7 separate regions of the Homo sapiens genome follow, and regions 1, 3, 4, 5, 6 and 7 are each linked to region 2. The links are chromatin contacts, found by Hi-C or POLR2A ChIA-PET in ENCODE. All regions are on one chromosome and are shown on one strand. The core of a region is the stretch at or near the end of the contact, and the rest is flanking DNA. Distances in the headings are between cores, read along the strand shown.

What was found. Hi-C counts contacts between places; a loop is a spot of excess contacts on that map. ChIA-PET counts read pairs that join two places held with the same protein, here RNA polymerase II (POLR2A). Pooled maps may share reads with other maps.
Region 1: a loop to region 2 is called in a pooled map, with 17 times the contacts of the local background. The contact joins the promoter of PAXBP1-AS1 here to the promoter of VPS26C in region 2. A Hi-C loop is called at or near these places in 6 of 50 pooled maps.
Region 3: a loop to region 2 is called in a pooled map, with 6 times the contacts of the local background. The contact joins the promoter of IFNAR2 here to the promoter of VPS26C in region 2. A Hi-C loop is called at or near these places in 1 of 37 single-sample maps with no recorded cell type and 2 of 50 pooled maps. POLR2A ChIA-PET finds 5 or more read pairs at or near these places in 1 of 52 experiments (T-cell).
Region 4: a loop to region 2 is called in a map of B cell, with 8 times the contacts of the local background. The contact joins the promoter of ITSN1 here to the promoter of VPS26C in region 2. A Hi-C loop is called at or near these places in 1 of 168 maps with a recorded cell type or tissue (B cell), 5 of 37 single-sample maps with no recorded cell type and 10 of 50 pooled maps.
Region 5: a loop to region 2 is called in a map of B cell, with 23 times the contacts of the local background. The contact joins the promoter of CFAP298-TCP10L here to the promoter of VPS26C in region 2. A Hi-C loop is called at or near these places in 2 of 168 maps with a recorded cell type or tissue (B cell and CD4-positive, alpha-beta T cell), 3 of 37 single-sample maps with no recorded cell type and 5 of 50 pooled maps.
Region 6: a map of CD4-positive, alpha-beta T cell shows a loop between it and region 2 (12-fold over the local background). The contact joins the promoter of GART here to the promoter of VPS26C in region 2. A Hi-C loop is called at or near these places in 1 of 168 maps with a recorded cell type or tissue (CD4-positive, alpha-beta T cell), 3 of 37 single-sample maps with no recorded cell type and 9 of 50 pooled maps. POLR2A ChIA-PET finds 5 or more read pairs at or near these places in 1 of 52 experiments (WTC11).
Region 7: a map of CD8-positive, alpha-beta T cell shows a loop between it and region 2 (19-fold over the local background). The contact joins the promoter of EPCIP-AS1 here to the promoter of VPS26C in region 2. A Hi-C loop is called at or near these places in 1 of 168 maps with a recorded cell type or tissue (CD8-positive, alpha-beta T cell) and 9 of 50 pooled maps. POLR2A ChIA-PET finds 5 or more read pairs at or near these places in 2 of 52 experiments (GM12878 and activated naive CD8-positive, alpha-beta T cell).

What each region holds. Positions count from the first base shown.
Region 1 is chr21:32,726,688-32,729,387 of GRCh38, forward strand. PAXBP1-AS1 (PAXBP1 antisense RNA 1) reads left to right here and starts at 1,427. Exons shown (of 4, transcript NR_038879.1): 1 at 1,427-2,700. It overlaps SYNJ1 (synaptojanin 1), which reads right to left and starts at 1,326. Exons shown (of 33, transcript NM_203446.3): 1 at 1,259-1,326; 2 at 85-230. The coding sequence starts at 208. RefSeq lists enhancers at 532-1,032, 1,033-1,533 and a silencer at 998-1,497.
Region 2 is chr21:37,266,031-37,268,795 of GRCh38, forward strand. VPS26C (VPS26 endosomal protein sorting factor C) reads right to left here and starts at 1,304. Exons shown (of 8, transcript NM_006052.2): 1 at 1,208-1,304. The coding sequence starts at 1,264. RefSeq lists silencers at 900-1,209, 1,950-2,109 and an enhancer at 1,350-1,409.
Region 3 is chr21:33,228,639-33,231,338 of GRCh38, forward strand. IFNAR2 (interferon alpha and beta receptor subunit 2) reads left to right here and starts at 1,300. Exons shown (of 9, transcript NM_001289125.3): 1 at 1,300-1,578. It overlaps IFNAR2-IL10RB (IFNAR2-IL10RB readthrough), which reads left to right and starts at 1,300. Exons shown (of 13, transcript NM_001414505.1): 1 at 1,300-1,578. RefSeq lists silencers at 1,117-1,576, 1,637-1,696, 1,717-1,766.
Region 4 is chr21:33,641,088-33,643,787 of GRCh38, forward strand. It overlaps ITSN1 (intersectin 1), which reads left to right and starts at 1,414. Exons shown (of 40, transcript NM_003024.3): 1 at 1,414-1,626. It overlaps CRYZL1 (crystallin zeta like 1), which reads right to left and starts at 654. Exons shown (of 13, transcript NM_145858.3): 1 at 594-654. RefSeq lists an enhancer at 393-802 and silencers at 1,273-1,612, 1,623-1,722, 2,043-2,172.
Region 5 is chr21:32,611,046-32,613,745 of GRCh38, forward strand. It overlaps CFAP298-TCP10L (CFAP298-TCP10L readthrough), which reads right to left and starts at 1,332. Exons shown (of 12, transcript NR_146639.2): 1 at 1,060-1,332. It overlaps CFAP298 (cilia and flagella associated protein 298), which reads right to left and starts at 1,332. Exons shown (of 7, transcript NM_021254.4): 1 at 1,060-1,332. The coding sequence starts at 1,198. RefSeq lists enhancers at 754-803, 1,464-1,573.
Region 6 is chr21:33,540,723-33,543,422 of GRCh38, forward strand. GART (phosphoribosylglycinamide formyltransferase, phosphoribosylglycinamide synthetase, phosphoribosylaminoimidazole synthetase) reads right to left here and starts at 1,395. Exons shown (of 22, transcript NM_000819.5): 1 at 1,343-1,395. It overlaps SON (SON DNA and RNA binding protein), which reads left to right and starts at 2,316. Exons shown (of 12, transcript NM_138927.4): 1 at 2,316-2,447. The coding sequence starts at 2,371. RefSeq lists silencers at 1,271-1,560, 2,601-2,690 and enhancers at 1,711-2,160, 1,725-2,456, 2,361-2,420.
Region 7 is chr21:32,770,707-32,773,406 of GRCh38, forward strand. It overlaps EPCIP-AS1 (EPCIP antisense RNA 1), which reads left to right and starts at 1,394. Exons shown (of 4, transcript NR_024623.1): 1 at 1,394-1,602. PAXBP1 (PAX3 and PAX7 binding protein 1) reads right to left here and starts at 1,049. Exons shown (of 18, transcript NM_016631.4): 1 at 620-1,049. The coding sequence starts at 962. RefSeq lists an enhancer at 716-1,705.

The DNA.
Region 1 (2,700 bases), core at 177-2,676, 4.5 Mb before region 2:
CTCTTTTCTAAAAAATGGTTGCATCTGAATTGTTTCAAATCAAAACAGAGACCATGACAAATTGGGCTCTAACAGATGACTTACAGAGCACAGCGACAGCCCCAGACTCGAACATGAGACATTCTTCCTTATGCCTAGTTTCCACTATGAGGCTGAAAGGTGGGGGATCCAATTTGTGATAGATCCGGAATCCTTTACTGAACGCCATTCTCCTTTCTTCGGAGGCAGCCCTGCGAAAACCAAGCAAAGCAAAGCAAATGAAGCTGATGTTTCCTTCTGCAGCAAGGACTGCAAAGCATCCAAAAGTCCCTCCCCGCCAGGTTTTGATGGGGGGTTGGGGTGGGAAAAAACAGACAGCTCTGGGAGAAAATGGCTTTTTCCAAAAGATAAGTCGTCACTTAATTTTACCAAAAAGCAAGAGGAAAAGCTATCAATTCTCATACCAAGGCAAGACAAGGTTTTAGCACTGTAAGTCAATCAACGGTCTGGTTGAGTTTCCCGTTTAATTTATGCTTACTGAAAGGAAAAATTTTGAGCGTATTTCGTCCGGAGCTGTTTATCAGCTTCCTGCTTCAAGATCTGTCACTACGTTGAAAGGGAACCTATTTGGAAACTTCAAGCAGTTCCTTCGAGGTGAAAGGAGCGGAGGTGGGAGGGAAGGGTGACAAGGCTGGTTCAAAGCTCCTTAGGGGGCAGGAGAAGGAAAAGGATTATCCCACGCGACAGGCTCTCCCGGGGGTGGCGATGAAGGGCAAGGGAAAAGGCACAGGTTACCGCCGCCTCTCCTGCCCCGGGCTACCGCCGGCTGGGGGGACGGCAGGCGGGGCCGATAAATACGAATGGCCACCCGGGAAGAGTCACGACTCGGGGCACCGACCCGACTGGGGCTCCTCGGGGGTCCCGGGCAGTCGACTGCCCGGGAAAGCGGCTCCTTCTCGGAGAGACGGAAGAGCCGAGCAGCCCAAACCCTCCATTTATGCGCCAGAAGAGATACCCCGGCGCCCAGGCGGATTCGGTTCGTTCCCGCGGGCGGGCTGACAGCCGCTGTCACCACAGCCCCCAGCCTGACGCGGCACCCCGCACAACCAGTGGTCTGCTCACAACCCCGCCCGTCCTCCCGCACCCCGGCTGCTCGCGGTCGCCCCTCACCGCTCCCGCTGACGCTGCGGAGGCAGAGACTGGTCTTGGAGGCGTCCGCCCGCCCGGCTGCCCGTGGGTCTGGCCGCAGCAGCTCCCCGCCCCCCGCCGGCTTGCTCACCTCTTCCTCCGGCTCCTCCTCCTCCTTCTCCCGCAGCCGCCGCCACAGCCGCCGGGAGCGTCACTTCCGCTCCAGCAGGCCCATCTCTTCCGCATTGCGCCGCGGCCGGGGGCGGAAGATCCGCCCCGCGCGAGGGAAGGGGCGGGGCATCAGGAGGGAGACCACGCCCACTCTGCGCCGACCGGCTGGGCCTGGCACCCGCGGGCGGCCCCAGCCTCAGTCTCCAGCTACCTTTGCCTCCTGCGGCCGCCCCCAGGCAGAGCTGCGATCCCACCGCCGGGGGTGCAGGGAGAGGGAAGATCTGGCCTCCTTGGTCCTTTTGCGTGGGCTCTTCAGAGCGTGAGCGCCGGGGAGGGACTCCGGAGAAAAGCTTGGGGGGCTGCGTATTGCTGCTCCCCAAGCTGGGCGTCAGGACCAACCCCGCCGCCCCCACGGGCCTGACGGGAGAGGAGGAAGGGCTCGGGACGGTCGGCTCGCCGAGCCAACCAGGTGGCGCCTGAAGAGCTGTCCATGGTGTCGACAGCCCAGCAAACGGCACCGAGTTCCTAGTCTGAGTGTCTGGATAGGTAGCAGAAGAAAAACTAATGCCTGCTCTGGGACAGTTCTGTTCGGTGCCTTTTCTTGTGTGTTCTGGAGCTCACAGGGTTCTATCGAAGAGTGCTTAGGTGTATACGATGGAGAGTGGGACGTCACAAACCAGGATCTCAAGGCTGAGTCCAACAAAACATGGCCGTAGGGAGGCCACGACAGCTGTGGTTGTCACCGACGGATGAATAGCTTTTGCCAACCGTGGAATTTAGTAACTAAAGGCACCTAACCCTTTTATCTCATCCTCATTTTTCAACAAATGGTGCTTCCTGGCTAATATCAGCGTGTCCCATAGATTTCTGCTTCCATTGAATAGACCTAATAAGAAAGAGAATGAAGTCAAAGCCAACAGGGCAGAAAGAAATTGAAAACCTGAAGAACCCAGCACTCAAACTGTCTCCACTTGCGTTTGCTTTTTCTTTACCTCTTCTCCTTCTGGTTTTCAACAGCCAAAGCAGGATTTAAATTTGGTTATGTTGCAAAAATCATTTCCCTCTTCAGGCCCTGTCATGTGACTTGATTTTTTCGTCCATTTTAGAGAAGCTGTACCCACCCTGGTTTCAGGACACGGAACTAAATTTATTAGAAAAGAAGCCACTTCAAGTCATGAAGGAGAAACACAAAGATTCTTGGATTTAGTTCTAAGAACTAGAGGGGATTTCTATGTCAGTACTGTCTCAGAAAAAACTGTTGATATCAAATGTGTTGCTTGAGAAGTACCTTTTTTTTTTTGAGACGGAGTCTCGCTCTGTCCGCCCAGGCTAGAGTGCAGTGGCGCGATCTCGGCTCACTGCAAGCTCCGCCTCCCGGGTTCACGCCGTTCTCCTGCCTCAGCCTCCCGAGTAGCTGGGATT
Region 2 (2,765 bases), core at 54-2,553:
CCTCAGCCTCCCTGGTAGCTTGGATTAGAGGCGTCCGCCACCACGCCCGGTTAATTTTTGTATTTTTAGTAGAGACCAGGTTTCACCATGTTGGCCAGGCTGGTCTCGAACTCCTGACCTCAGGTGATCCGCCCGCCTCGGCCTCCCAAAGTGCTGGTAATACAAGCGTGAGCCACCGCGCGGGCCAGATTTTTCCCTTTGTAATTAACCATCAAGGGGATGACCATTTGAGCTTGTGTAAATAAGAGCAGGCTTCCCTAGTTGTCTTTTGCCCAAAAGTTTTAGCATCCATCCAAGACCTTTGTCTGAAATTCTGTCCCTTTTGAGATTACTTTGCATTAATATGACCAACCACTGCGATCAATTTTATTCCAAAGAGTGTTGGGGCTGTGATTTCAACCCTAGCTGCACATATATCACCGGTATCGCTGGGAGTGGAACCCAAGCAATCATATTTTAAAATTCTCCAGGATGACTGATTCTGATGTAGAGTAAGGGTTGAGATTCCCCGAGTTAGAGGAACCTTACAACACCCTCATTTGCAAATAAGGACACTGAGGCCCAAGGAGGTTAAATGACTGGCCAATGTCACAAAACCTGTTAATGGCATAGTCAAGATTTTACTTTTTTATACTTGCATTTTAATAGCCATTCCTTTGTGTCAGTCGAAGAATAAAACCAGAAAAAGCAGTAACTTTCGTAGTATGTTAGTATGTTGTTAAAAGTGACTACCATCTAATATATGCTGCCGCCAGACATACCCATTTCTGCTTCCAAGGTTTGTTTTAGCTTTCGTTCATTAGACCTTTGCGGTCACCTTAGGAGAGAGGGAAAGGGGAGTTTGGTCGTCAACTCCTCCGCCCTCAGCGCTCACTGAGGGAGCTCAAGCCTGAGAACCCAACACCGCCGGGTGTTCAAGGGGCCAGATGGGAAGAGCGCAGCCCCGGAGCTGGGCGCCTGCCCTGCACGTCCCGCAGATGCGGCGGCGGCGCCTGCCCTGGGGCCTCCTCGCAGGGCAGCCAGCCTCGCGCGGGAAGCACCTGGCGGGGACGCACCTGGCGGGAACGCACCCACCTTGGCGGAGACGCACCTGGCGGGACAGCCCTGCCCCGCCTAGGGACGCGGGACGTGCGCAGAGCGATGGAGACAGCGGAACCTGCAGACCCGCCCAACCCCACCTCCATCCCCACCCCCAGCCCCCACTTACCCCGGCGTGATAAACTTTATTCGCTCTTTTAATCTTGATGTCCAGGGCGGTCCCCATCTCCAATTCTCCGCAGCAGCCGCCACTTCCGGCTGCGCGTGACCCCAGGGAAACAAGGGGCGCCTCCCCGCTTCGTTCTGGGCCCCGCCCCTTTCCCTCTCTGCCGGCAGTGGCTCACGTGACCTCGCAGCGGCGTCGCACACACTCCCTAGCTCCGAGGGGCGAATGCCCACGCCTTCCTCCTTCCGGCACAAGAGCCGGCCTTAGTGCGGGCCGAAGCGCTGTCACGGTTCACCCCGCCCCCTCTGGGCGTGAAAGACGGGGCCAAGCTAGCCCCACCCCTTCCGTAGGGACAGTCTTACGCCGGAAATGCTCCTTTGCTGTCCGGGTTAGCGGAGGGAGGGAGGAACGGCTCTCCCCGCGTGCCCCGCGGCTGGAGGCGGAGCCGAGCCTGTCTGTCGGTTGCAGCCTGCGCAGGAAGGATGACGCTCCCGTCAGGCTGTGCGGCGCAGACGGTCGCCCAATGGAGTTGTCTTTCAGGAGGTTTTAACTTGGTAATGCCTGCCCTCCTCAAATGTCCTTAGTCTCCTCAACTCTAGCCCTCCACCGCTTTCTCCCTGGGGTTCTGAAGAGCCGGCGCCCCCTTGTCTGTCTGCGGCCAGGCGCCGCACCCTGCCCTTCCCGCGGGAGCGGTTCCGGTCACCCTCAGGGGTGCGGCCCCTGCGTGCTAGTCCTGCAAAGCGCTGATTGGCCGGCGGCTCGGTTGCCTCGCGTCCCAGCGCCAGCTGGGCCTAGGGCCAAGGTCTCGGGAAGCGCCGGGTGACCTCGCTCCTCTCGGAGCCGCGGGCGCTGGGTCACCCGCCAGCCGGGCTCCGCGGGCCGCGAGGGATTGTGGGTGTTCCCCAGGCGCGTGTCCTGGAACCGGGTGTTAAATATTCAGATCCGTGCGCCCCGCGTGAAGGGTGGAAAGGCACGGCCCCCAGGCTCTGGGGCTTGGAGATTGGTTGCAAATGAAAGACTGAAAGCTGGAGTGAATCTGCCTATTATTTTTATTCCCAGCAACAGCTGACCCCAGATACAGTTTGTGGGGGTGGGGGGCGTTACTGCAGGGCAGGGCAGTGCACTGTTAACGTACTTCGTTTATTGAGTTAAAATCTCTTGTAAATGTTATAAATGAGGATTTTGCCAATAAGCAGAAGGTCAAATTTCATTTTGACAAATGATTTAATTAAATAATGCGGTGAAAAGTGCTTTTTGTTTAAATTCTTTGCTTTTTGTTTAAATTCTTTGATTCTGATCATTATTTTTTAAAGTGCATTGCTTTTGGGATAACATCAGAAACTATCTGTAAAAAGAATTAGTATCACGAATGCCTCCCTCTTAAGAATATAAAATGTTTTACAGGCCAGCAGTGATGGTGCTGCAGCTACAATTGCATTTGAAGGTTAATAAATGGTATTTTCAAATATTCAGGTCTTGGTTTGCAGCTCCTCTCTGCCCTCAGGGCTTTGGTCTCTGTCTTCAATGTTTTCCTGGCAATTCAAAACTCAGCGATTTTAGA
Region 3 (2,700 bases), core at 50-2,549, 4.0 Mb before region 2:
GAATTCTGCCAAGGGTCACATAAGAGGCAGGACCGTGACATCCTCTTTATGATCACCCTTGTGCCTAGCCTTAAAGGAGTATCAGCAAATGTTGGTTGACTTCATAGATTAAAAGGCTCATTTTTCCCATCTACAAAAAGTATGAAACATCCTCCTCCTCCCTTTCCTAGGAGGCCAGAAAGCTGAACGAGAGATTAAATACTCAGTTAAAACAATTTAGGTGGTTAGTGTATCTTTTCCCTCTCCTTCAAAAAGATATTAACATTTCCATTTTAGTAGCTGTAATGTTTAGAATATACATACATTTTACTTGAAAGCTGCCTCATAGTCTATTTTGGTTTTGGATTTTCTTTTTTTTTTCGTTTTTCTTGAGACAGAGTTTCGCTCTTGTCTCCCAGGCTGGAGTGCAATGGTGCAATCTCAACTCACTGCAACCTCCACCTCCCAGGTTCAAGCAATTCTCCTGCCTCAGGCTCCCAAGTAACTGGGATTACAGGCGCCCGCCACCACGCCCAGCTAATTTTTGTATTTTTAGTACAGACAGGGTTTCACCATGTTGGTCAGGCTGGGTCTTGAAGTCCTGACCTCAGATGGTCCATCTGCCTTGGCCTCCCAAAGTGCTGAGATAACAGGTGTGAGCCACCGCTCCCGGCCTCATAGTCTATTTTAGAAGTTGACAGGCTATAAATAACAAGCAGACAAATTAATGAAGAACATCTGTCTTTCTGCCTATCCCGAAACACGTTGATCAGTGGGGGGTCGAGGGAAGGGTAGGAGTATGGAGAAGAGACCCGCGGAGAAGAGGGGAGAATCTACAACGGATAATGTTGTAGATATTTACAACATTTACTCAATGGTAGGTATTTTTATCCTCGTTTTACTAGTTGGAGAATTATATCATGCAGGTTTATACAATTAACAAGTGGGGGAGCCAGGAGAGAACCCATTCACTCTTTAGTTCATTCATTCATTCAGTCAGTCAACACATCTTTGGGTGTCTTCTAAATGCCAGGCACTATTCTAACCCCTAAGGATACTTCAGTAAACAAAACAGTCCCAAATTCTTCCCCTATGGAGCTTTCTCGGCGAAGGCGGGATTGGTTAGGAGCTGACAATCGGCAGCAGACGATTGTAAATGACCGGACCTTTTTTCTATTCTCCTGCCCAGCCCCCGGCCCGGCCTCCGCCTCCGGCCCTGCTCCAGCCCCGCCAGCGGCCCAGGACCCGCCCCTGGCTCCGGCCCCGCCCCTGGCTCCGCCCCCGCCCCCGCGCCGGCGGCGGCGCGGCGCCCGCGCTTCCGTATCGCTCCTCGTAGGCCGGGGCTCGGCGCGCGCACCCGCACTAAAGACGCTTCTTCCCGGCGGGTAGGAATCCCGCCGGCGAGCCGAACAGTTCCCCGAGCGCAGCCCGCGGACCACCACCCGGCCGCACGGGCCGCTTTTGTCCCCCGCCCGCCGCTTCTGTCCGAGAGGCCGCCCGCGAGGCGCATCCTGACCGCGAGCGTCGGGTCCCAGAGCCGGGCGCGGCTGGGGCCCGAGGCTAGCATCTCTCGGGAGCCGCAAGGCGAGAGCTGCAAAGGTAACGCAGCGTGGCGGGGTCGCGGGAGCGGAGCGCGTGGCCAGCTGACTGGAGGGAAAACGCCGCCTCCCTGCAGCGGTTCCCGGAATCCCCTCCGGTTCCCTCTCGCTCTCCCCGACTCCTCCTCCTCCTCCTGCCCTCCCTCTGCGTCTTGAGTATGCGGCTAGTGCGCCCTTCCTCTCTCCCGGGGCCGCACCTGCGACCCCAGGACCCCTCCCGGGCCCTGTCCTGCGCCCTCCACGCGTCGCCCCTGCTGGGAGTCCGCTTTCGTTGCACCCCTCCGCGTCCCACCCCACCCCACCAAGGATGCCCAGGATACCGGGCATTTGCCACTGCAAGATGTGAGTCGTTGCTAAGTTTGAGGGTCACATTCCTCCAGGTCCACCCCGCCTTGCAAAACCGGCTCACCAGCTGGGTGCTCAGGTTCGGGATCTCCAGCCCGCCCCCTTGAGGTCCCCTGGGATTAGCCCCCCTCGACCTGCGTCAGGGTCACAGACTGCAGCCGGGGCTGGAGCGGCCTACACCCCTCCGGATCCGCTGCGTGGAGGCAGGAGGGGGAAGGGGCGAGGGGACGTGGCCGCGGAGACAGAAGGGTGCACCCTCCCAGGGTCGGAGAGGGGAGATACTGGGAAGATACTCCGCGAATATGGAGAGGCGATCGGCACTTGCATTTCAACCCTGAGCAAATCAATCCGTTACACGCAGTAGCGAGTTGACTCCATCAGCCCGTTTATTTGGTTAGCGATGGTTATATTGACTCTGAGTATTCCCACCTCCTTTCTTTTAACATTTTTTTTTTTATTTCCTTGTTTTGTTTAGCAAGAAGTCTTAGAAACGAATATAGCATGCTTGGGCGTTGATTCAGTGGTGAGAAGTGCCGGAGCTGGCTCAGGGAGAGGTGGAGTTTCCCATGTGTGCTCACTGGCCCAGGGGCTAAGTCCCACTGCTTGCCAAGGTTTCTCAGTATCCTGTCCACCCACCCCCTATCCACCTGTGCAGGCTTGAGGGGGTGAGGGGGTAGCAGATACTCTATCAAAATCTACCCTAAGGAAAATATTCGATAAACACTCCTAGCAATTAGGGCATAGCTGATAAGGCTTGATCTGTTTGTCGCAGAAAATG
Region 4 (2,700 bases), core at 164-2,663, 3.6 Mb before region 2:
TCTACTCATAACGTGGACAGCAGCACCTGGGAGCTTCTTAGAAACGCAGATGTTCGGCCCCGACCCAGACCTATCCCAAGGCGATGCTTACATCTCGCTCCAGATGATTCCGCCGTTTAGCATAATGAAGAGGGCCGATCTGGCTCAAAAGCCACATACAGCGAATAACTACTAACTGCTTTCCGAAAACAGCAAAGTGATGAGGAAGAAAGAAGTGGCTGAGAAGAAGTAACAGAGAAAGAAAAAGACACTCAAATTCTAGGAACAAGAAGCAGAGGAGAAAAACCCAACCTGGGAGATTAAGTGGAAGGGCACTCCCAGACCTCTGCCTCCATAAAAGTAGAGGGAGATGCAAACTGAGATAAGACCTACAATCAAAACCCGTCAAGGTCCAGGAAACTGTCCCTCAAATCTAGTCTTACCCACCCCTCAGCGGCCTCAGCTAAGCTAGGCCTGGGCCCGAACAAGTCCCAGGTTAGGGTTCGACGCGAACCACCATCCTCCCCAGGGCTGCACGGTTCTGTGGGGCATCTCTCCACCTTTCGCTTAAAGGCCCGTTTCCCAAGACACAGGACGCGTTTCCCGGGGCTCACCTGCCTCTGAGCCGCCCCAACGGCCTGCACCTTCACCACCGCCACCTTCCAGTCCTTCGTCAGAGAGCCCGCCCCCTGCTCCCATTGGTCAGGCCGCTCGTCACTCCTGAAGGGCGGGGTCGGACTCGCGAGGCTGTCCAGAACGCCATGGCAACCGGTCTCGGAACTACATCTCCCGTCATGTTCCGCTCGGGGGCGGAGAAAGAGGCGAGGCCCCGCCCCAAGGACTACCAATAAATGGGCGAAGTTGGAATCGCCCGGATGGGTTCCGTTTTATGCAAATTTTAGCCGAAGACCACACCCTTCCTCATTCCAACCATAGGCCCGGCCAACCCCTTTGGGTTGTGCTTCGCCTTTTTCCTTTCCACATTATTCTCTCCTTGAAAACCTCCAATAATTAAGTCAATTAAGTGCATCCTATCTAGTGTCTCTCACGGCAACGAGCAGATGCACCGAAATCGTGCAACAAAATCTCCATAAACCACGATAGGCAACCTCAGACCATAAATCTCCTGTTACGCCTACATGGGGAGGAGGGGGAGAGTGCTAATCCTGCCCCCACACAGCCCCTGCTGATTGGCTCATTCGGCTTGTCACTCTGTTGTCTTACATTTCTTTGGCTCACCCTCTTTGGGTTCGCACGGTGGGCGGGGCCAGTGGTAGGGGGTGGTGAGAAGGTGCGGGCCCCTTCTTCCAATTGGCTGGCGGTTTCCCCACCCACTTATGGGCGGAGATGGATGGTGGATGGGGGGCGGGGGAGGCAGCGGAGGGAGATGAGGAGATAGGCGGGAGCGAGGGAGCGAGGGAGGGAGCGAAGGAGGTAGAGAAGAGTGGAGGCGCCAGGGGAGGGAGCGTAGCTTGGTTGCTCCGTAGTACGGCGGCTCGCGAGGAAGAATCCCGAGCGGGCTCCGGGACGGACAGAGAGGCGGGCGGGGATGGTGTGCGGGGCTGCGGCTCCTGCGTCCCTCCCAGCGGCGCGTGAGCGGCACTGATTTGTCCCTGGGGCGGCAGCGCGGACCCGCCCGGAGATGAGGTGAGGAGAGGGCTGCAAGGCGGCGGCCTGGACCACGGGCGGCTGCAGCGGGGGCGGGGGTCGGCGCGGGGGTCTGCGCGATGGCTGCCCGGGGCATCCGTCCCGCGCCCGGCGCTTGTCTCCCCGGCCGCCCTTAGCCCCTCGCCGCGCGCCCGAGAGACGGCAGCGGCTGCCCCTCTGCCTTGTCCTTCCCGTCCTCGGGGGTGGCGGCGGAGTGGCGGGCGGACCCGCACTGGGAGGCCGGGGGCCGCGGTGGGCCGTGGGGTGGCGGCCGCGGGACGGGCGTGGGGATGAATGGGCGCCGCGGCCCCGCCGCCGAGCGGGCTCCCTCCTCTCGCGGGGACCCCGGGCGGCCGCTCCTTCCCGGGCTGACCTCGCTGCCCTCGGCCGCCGGCGAGGGGCGGCCCGGCCTCGCCTCCCGCCGGCCTCCCGGGGACCCGCGTTGGCGGGAGCGGCGCCGCCTCTGCCTGGAGCCCCGGCTCCTTCCTCGGCCCCTCGCTCGCAAGCCTGCAGAATCCTGGGTCAGTGAAGGGCAGGCAATGCCGTTCGGCCCCAGGGCGCGCCGCGGGGCCGCCCCTGAAGGCATTTAAAGGGGAGCGTCTTCCGCGCCCTGTGAGCGCGTCCCCGGGTCCGCCGCGTCCCTTCCCTTCTTACGCACCGACACGGTTTTGTGGTGTGGACCCAAGACACAATTGCAGTCCCTTGCTTGCACGAATGCAATCCGAATTCCCAAAAAAAGGAAACCGGCGAGGAATCGGCCGCACCTTCCTGCGCTTCTGCTTGCCTTGGGATTAGAAAACAACTTCGGAGATTACATTTCCTATGGGCAATCTTTTGTTGTGATTCAGACTCAAGAAGGCTTTGCTTTGGAAGAAATAGATTAGCGGCTTCTCTGTGGAGTTGGAGGCTATAGAGATTTTTATAGCCTCTTCAATATGAAAGTTTCCTCTAGAACTTTGCCATCATCAGTGCTATTCTGAGGGCAGCAGCAACCTGGAAATTTAGATACATGCAGGCTCCGGCCAGATGCGTTTCTTTGTGCTTGTCTGTTGGCATTCTTCTCTTGCTGCTCCT
Region 5 (2,700 bases), core at 82-2,581, 4.7 Mb before region 2:
GTAATCCTAGCACTTTGGGAGGCGGAGGCAGGCGGATCACCTGAGGTCAGGCGTTCGAGACCAGCCTGGCCAACATGATGAAACCCCGTGTCCACTAAAGATACAAATATTAGCTGGGCGTGGTGGTGGGCGCCTGTAATCTCAGATACTTGGGAGGCTGAGGCAGGAGAATAGCTTGAACCCGGGAGGCGAAGGTTGCAGTGAGCAGAGATCGCGCCACTGCACTCCAGCCTGGGCAACAGTAAGACCCTGTCTCTCACACACACACATACCATATATATATATATATATATAATTTATTTATATTTATATATACATATATATAATTTATTTATATTCATATATACTATATATATGGTATTTATTTATATTTATATATATTTAATTAATTAAAATGCAAATGTAAAATTCGGTTGCCTGGCCGCACTAGCCACATTCCAAATGCTCTACGGCCACAAGTGGCCGGCAGCTGCCCAATGGACAGCACAGATGGGGGCCCTTCCACCGCCGGAAAGTTCTGCGGCAAAGCGGGTGCCCTGGAACCTGCGCGGGGTAGGGAGACGGCGCCGCAACGCAACAGGCCGTTTCCAGGGCGGGGAAAGATCACCAAGGCTTCCTCAACTGTAAGGGGCCGTCCCAAAGCCAGGTGGCTCGCTGCTTTACATTGGGCGACTAAAAATAGTAAATTCAGCTTTTAAAAGCCCACCTAGTTCTCATCTCACCCCTCACACGTGATTAATTGCACTAAGTCTGCTGTTCAGCCCGGCCTTTCGGCTCCCTCCTCCCTCCCCAGCCCATTTCCACTTATTCGCAGCACCCCAAATCCTGGCTCCGAGAGGCACCTGGGCCCACCTCCCAGCCCGGGGTGTCAGACAGGCCGGATCTTCTCCGGTTCCTTATTCATCTCCGGTTAACCCTAGTGTCCCGTTTCAACCCCGGCTGCTGCAAATCTCTTCAATAATCTTCACAAACCTGACCCCTCGGCCCACCCTGCCCCTCTTTCTCCATCCCACGCCGGTCTCTCGATCTGTCCGGGATGGGCCCACCCGCGAGCCGCACCTGAGCAGAGGCGCTGCACCTTGAGCCGCCCATTATAGACCCGGGCCACCTGCACCGTGAGCTCCTCCAGCTCGGTACTCCCAGGCGCCTGCAGCAGGAACTGGCTCTCGTCGCCCCGCTTCACGTGCAGCAGAACCATGGCGGTCCCGCCGAGGTACTGAGGCGTTGAGAAGGCCCCGGCTGCGTGGCCCGCGGGTCCTGCCGGCCGAGGGTCGCCGGATCGCCAGCAGCTGCGACGCACTAACAGCCGCTCACAGTCCGGAATCCCACGCTCCCTAGCCCGCGGTGAGCGGGGGAAACGGCACTCGCTCCCGGAAGTGGATGTTGCCAAGAGCAACAGTGAAGCAGAGTTAAAGAGCCGCCAGCTCAAGCTCAGAACCCGAGTGGGGGAGGCTGGGGTGCACCGAGGCCCAGCAATCCAAGCCCGTACGGAGCTGCGGCCGGGGAAACCACCCACACAGTCTGAGAGGACAGCTGATTCTGAGCGGACCGACGGAAGGAGATTCGCAGAGCCCCTTCCCGGAAGTGACTGTTGTCGCGGCAACTGCCAAAACACAGACCAAGTCGCTGAAGGGGAGGGCGGACCTCCCAATCGACTGGTCTGGGGCCCGAGATTTCCACTCAGGGAGATACGTGGGCTGAGATGGGAGTTACTAGATGGGGAACGGGAAATACGGCGGGAACCACAATCGCGCAGTTCCGCAGCTGCCGCCCCACAACCGCTCCACATTCCAGCGTCCCTTCCGCCGCTTTCAGTCTCCACTTCCGGCAACGTTTCCACGCTGTTTCCGGCCTGGGAAAGTTCGGCGGCAGCGACCCAGAACTGAGTCTTGCTGTTCGCTGCTGTTTGCGCGGGTCAGCTTTTCAGGACGGAGGGGCCAGGGCGAGTGTCCGCACTTCTTCGTTCAGGTTGATTTGGATGGCGTTGCTGGGGTAGCTCCAGCGGCCCCTGCCAGAGCGACCCTCCCAGAAATATCCAGCCATCCTCCAGCGGACTCTTGCTGAAGGCAGTCGGCGTCAGTCGCTGTTTATTCCGGGCCCCACAGATCCAGAGTCACTGCTCTCATGGAGCTTATATTTTAGTGTGACAAAAAGAAAACAAAAATAAATGGACAGGCCAGGAGCGGTGGCTCACGCGTGTAATCCCAACACTTAGGGAGGCCGAGGAGGGCGGATCACCTGAGGTCAGGAGTTCGAAAGCAGCCTGGCCAACATGGTGAAACCCCTTCTCTACTAAAAATACAAAAATTAGCCGAACGTAGTGGCGCGTGCCAGTAATTCCAGCTACTAGGGAGCCTGAGGTGGGAGAATTGCTTGAACCCGGGAGGCGGAGGTTGCAGTGAGCCTAGATCGCGCCACTACCCTCCAGCCTTGGCGACAGAGTGAGACTGTGTCTCAAAAATAATAAATAAACAAACGGACAACACAAATTCAAATACAGATCTAAAGAAAACTAAACAGGTTGATGGACTTCTTATGTTTGATGGTCAGGGAATGTACACCTTCTGCGATATTGGGAGTAATATTATCGTCTCCCGCCCTGAATATTTAGAAAAATATCACAGTGGGGTGTACACCCCTGCGATATTGAGAGTAATGTCATCCTCTCCACCCAGGAAATTACTAACAAGGTCACGGAGG
Region 6 (2,700 bases), core at 145-2,644, 3.7 Mb before region 2:
AATTGAAAACTTATTTTGATGATGTTGGGATTACATATTTTAAGAAAAATGTAAGCTGACAATATACAAAACTAACATTTTTTTGAGCACTTAACCTTGGGCAGGGTACTATTTAAAATGCTTGTCATGAAAGAATCCTATGAGGGAGATACTATTACTATCACCAATTTGCAGATAAGACAAGGAGGCCCAGATAGGTAAATAACTTGCTGGAGGTCACACAGGTAAGAGGGGGTGGAGCCTAACAGAAGCAATTTTGCTTCAGATTCTCTCAACAAGTGAAACGATGATCATTGAAAATTTGAGAAAGGAAAAAAAAAAACCCTGTTAAATTACAGTCTCGGAAGGAACAGCTACTTTAGTGTAACGGGAAAACACATTTTACTTGCCATGTGTATCTGAAATAAACAGATTTTTTATTTTATTTATTTATTTATTTGTTTAGACAGTCTCTCTCTGTCGCCCAGGCTGGAGGGCAGTGGTGTGATCTCAGCTCACTACAACCTCCGCCTCCCGGGTTCAAGCGATTCTCTTGCCTCACAGCCTCCCAAGTAGCTGGGATTACGGGCGTGCGCCGCCACGCCAGGCGAATTTTTGTATTTTTAGTAGCGACGGGGTTTCACTACGTTGGCCAGGCTGGTCTCGAACTCCTGACCTCCAATGGTCAACCCACCTTGGCCTCCCAAGTGCTGGGATTACATCACATCCGGCCAGAAATAAACAGATCTTTAAATCTAGAGCAAATGTTACATCTTTAGTTTGAATATAGCAGTAGTGTGGGAAAATTCTGTTTACTCTAGTGGATCACTGAAAATAGCCTTACTACCCAGTGGTGAGGACGCCTGGGCTCCTGAGTCTCACACAGCGCCTTGGCCTGGGTAGAGACGCTGCCCCATACTAGCAGGAAGACCTTGGGGGACTTCACTAACCTTGGGCCTCATTCCTCAGAATGGGTAACATAAGCAGAATAAGACAGGCAAATAAAGCCGTATCAGAGGATATGGAGAATAAAGTAGAAACCAACTACAAAATTAACCAAGTAATCTGCCAGAGACAACGGGTGCATAAAGAGAAAGTACACCAATTTAGGGTTATGTCCTAAAAATGTATAAAGACACAAAAAGGCCTTGACATCTTAGAAAACAGGAAAAGTAAAAGAGCAAATAGAAACCAGCTAACAGTAGCAAGTGAAAAGCACATGGCCAACCCCCACCCACCGCATTTACAAACAACAGGAAAATTTCTACAAATCAGTTTCTATGGTTTCACTCAGTTCGCGATCTTAAATCCCCAAACCAAAGCCTAAGCGCGCTCCGTGTAAAAGCGGAGGGGGTTTACGCACCGACACCGGGTGGCCACCTGGTTCCCGCTTGCCCGCTCGCCGGAAGTCGGCCCACCGGGACCGGCGCGGGACCAGCGCGGCACCGCCCCTCACTGCCCCGCCCTACGACGGCTTCCCTGCCCCATTGGTCCGCGCGGCCCTGGGTCTCCGCGGCGAGAATCTAGTCTGATTCCCTCCCGCCCTGGGCGCTGCCTGACTGCTCCCCAGCCGAGACACCCAAGCCTTAGCACGTTTATAATGTGACAGTGGTACGGGGTGCCACGCAGTGTTTCCAGGAGCGCCGGGGGGGAGCGCCAAAATGCTAAACCCATTCTTAGCCAATTGTGCGCCGCTCACGAGTCAGAGCTGAGCAGCTACCGCGGAAAAATCTCGTGACACGCCTGACTCCTGATGAGACTAAAATGCACCGGGCTTTGAATGCCGGTCGCTTAGGACATCCGGCCTATTGCTAAAAAAAAAAATGAGGCTGGTTATAGAACGCACTGGGGAAGACACAGGGCAACAGCGAGTTCCTCCTCTCACATGCCAGTGGGGGCGGGGGCTGAAAAATTCTCTCCCGGATGCATATCCCTGTCGAAACTGAACTTGGCGCCACCTGAGAGCGCCTGAAAGCCGTGTGTTAAACACCGGGTTGCCCTTCTTGCTCTTCTTCCTCTTCGCCTTTAATCTCAGGCACTTAGCAAGCCTGTTAAGGCTCCCAAACACTGCTGGGGACTGACAACTTATGCGGACACGGTCGCCTCAAGAGAGACGGCTCCTGTAATGGCGCCTGCGTCAGACACTAACATGGCGGACATAGTCGTGCGCGGCGCAAACGTCAGCACCTCTACCCCAGCCGCTCAGAAACAGCAGAGGAGAGCAGGGCCGTGCTCACTGATTGGTCCCTCGGTGGAGCGGGCCGGACCGGGCATTCCCTTTGGAGCCAATCAGGAAGGCGAGAGACCGAATTGGCCCGTGCGCCTCCTCCCGAGGCATGCTGGGAGCCTGGAGGACTAGCGAGGAGGAGTTGAGAGAACGGAGCGGACGCCATGGCGACCAACATCGAGCAGATTTTTAGGTCTTTCGTGGTCAGTAAATTCCGGGAAATTCAACAGGAGCTTTCCAGGTAAACGCCTCCCAGATTCTTCTGCTCCCAACGGACCGTTAGGCCCTCACCTAGCCTTCTTTGGCACCTTTCTTCGGAGACGCAGTCGTTCCCCGGCTCAGGCCCCGCTAGGGCCCCGCCTGGGCCTGGGATCCATTTTCCGGGCCCCCCCCAACCGCCCCCCCAGCCGCTCCCTTCCTTTTCCCTCGAGGAACTTCGCCTTTTCCGAGGTAACCCAAGACTCCCTGTTTCAGAACCGAGTTAAGATGTTCAC
Region 7 (2,700 bases), core at 144-2,643, 4.5 Mb before region 2:
TTTACTATTTTTACACCGTCTCGCTTCACTGTTCCCAAAGTCAGTGCGAAGAAGGCTGGGTATCTGCTACCCCTAATTACTTTTATGGGTAAACTGAGGCTCAGCGACTGCAAGGGACTGGCCCAAGGTCACTCAGAACCAGAGCTGCAACTCCAGGCTTCTGTTCCCTCTCCTAGTATTCCTTTTTACAAACTCGGCCTTCATGGTCGAGGATGCCTGGACAGAGCATCCAAGAAGTGTGGGCGCAGTGACCTGCAGAGGGCTCGGAAAGCATGCCAAGAGCAGCCAGGGGACCCACACCAAGTTGGCCCTGAAACACGCCAGGCAGAAAAGAGGCAGGACAGGGAACACCGAATTTCCCCTGAAACACTCTGAATGCCTGATCTGAGCTCCGGCCCCGTGGCAGAGGAGGTGGTTAAGAAAAGGCTGGGGGCAGCGCGGGAACGCGTCCCTTGCCCGAGCAGAAGGCCGGAGGCTGGGGAAGATTCGCAGCCGGTCGGACGGCAGGGGACTCCGTTCCAGGGCTCCGGGGCTGGGCGTCCAGAGAATACGGGGGCGGGGGACGGGGGCCTGCGTCGGGGATGCGGCCGTCTAAGGGCGTCCGAAGCGCGCACTTTACCTTCCTCCTCGTCCTGGAAGCTGAGCAGGCTGGCCCGGGGCACCTCTTTGTTCTCGCGAGGCCTCTTGCGCGGCTTCAGCCCGTTGCCGGGCTCCGCGCCGCCGGGGAAGCCGCCCCCGGCCTCAGCCCCGAGGCCCGGGGTCAGCGCGGAAGGCGGCGACGGCCCCGGGCCCAGCAGCGACTCCCCGCCAGGGGCCCTGTCGCCGCCACCGGGGCCCGCCTCTTCGCCCGTGCCCGGCGGCGGCAACAACGGCGGCGGCTCCTGCTCCTCATCGCGTTCCCGCTCTTCCTCTTCGGAGTCGTTCCGCTTGCGCACGTTCACCCGCCGGGCCTTTCGGAACATCCCCGCGGCCCGCACGGCGGTCGAATACTCGCTTCCACACCGCGGCCCCGGCAGCGCCGAGCTCGTGACGGCGCACGCGCGCTCTCCGGAGCTCCAGCCGGGTCGAGTCCTCTGTTGCTACCGCGCACCCCACGAGCGCGCATGCGCCTATGCTCCCACGCGCTCTCAATACTTGGAGAAAGAGAGAGAGTGAGAGAGAGAGAGAGAGAGAGAGAGAGAGAGAGAGAGAGAGAGAGAGAGAGAGAGAGAGAGAGAGAGAGAGAGAGAGAGAGAGAGAGAGCGAGAGAGAGAGAGAGAGAGAGAGCGAGAGAGAGAGAGAGAGCCCCACACCTCTCGCGAGAGCGTCGGCTCTTTGCATCGCTCTCTGTCGGAGTGGAGTACTATTAGCATGGAACTCTGGTGTTGTTTGACAGGTCACAAAGAGGATCATAGAGATGAGAAGAAAGAGTAGGCTCTGTTGTCCCTCAGACGGCGCTGCTGCAGTGCGTCTTCGCACTTACGCGGAGCGGTAATGTGAGGAAGCCTCCCGCCAAACAGATGAGGGAGGAGGAGGAGGGGAGAGGCCAGAGAGAGAAGCGGCTTTCGGGAAGGAAAGTGTGATCTAGTAGGTGGAATAGTCCTCTCCAAACTTTGACCTGAGGTGTGACTATTGGTAATTACTAGTTATTCTTGAGTAATACTTTGTATTTCTACAGCTTTATAGCTACAGAGCTCTTAGAAAGACATTGAATTTTATTTATGATACAATGTTACTTCAAAGACATTGAATTTCATTTATGGTACAATGTTACTTCAAAGACATTGAATTTCAGTTATGATACAATGTTACCTGGCTTGATGTCCCCCGTTCCCCAGTCTTTCAGGAACAAGGAAAGCAAAAGTGTTTCCGTGTTTTCTAAAGAATGCCAAGTTTGCAAGCAATTCTATGACTAAATACTTTCCAAAGCTTAGTGAGTTTCAGAAACAAGTGGAAGGAAAATAGAGCAGGGGGTGGGGAAGGTTGTGACAGTTCTCAGACTTGCGTGACAAAGCCCTCGCTGGCCACACCTTCACAGGGTGATTGCGCCTAAGGTTGAACTCACCGGCTTTCCCTATCTCATCACCGAACTAGAAGTTTTTCCTTCGGGCATGCACCTGTGCATGCGAATTCATTTTGATGTTTCGAAATTAAAAGGGTATTCGGTAGAGTGAAAAAAATCCACCCATGTCTGGAAGGCTGTTCACTTCCTCAGTGGCAATGTTAACAGTTTCTTATGATCCTCTAAAGATGTTCCATGAACATAAAAGCAAATAAATATGCATATTTTAATGTGTTCCCCTTTTTACACAGATGGTGTGTAAGCTGCATTTTTAGCCTACCGTAGATTGGAGATCGGCCCATATCTGTATATGAAGGGTTGTGTTTTTTTGGTTTTTTGTTTGTTTGTTTTGAGACTAAATTTCGCTCTTGTCGCCCAGGCTAGAGTGCAATGGCGCGATCTCCGCTCACTGCAATCTCCGCCTCCCAGGTTCAAGTGATTCTTCTGCCTCAGCCTCCCTAGTAGCTGGGATTACAGGCACGTGCCACCACGCCCAGCTAATTTATTTTGTATTTTTGTATTTCACTCTGTTGGCCAGGATGATCTCAATCTCTTGACTTCGTGATCCGCCCGCCTCAGTCTCCCAAAGTGCTGGGATTACAGGCGTGAGCCACCGCGCACGGCCGTCTATTTTTTTTTTTAACCCACCTGCGTAGTGA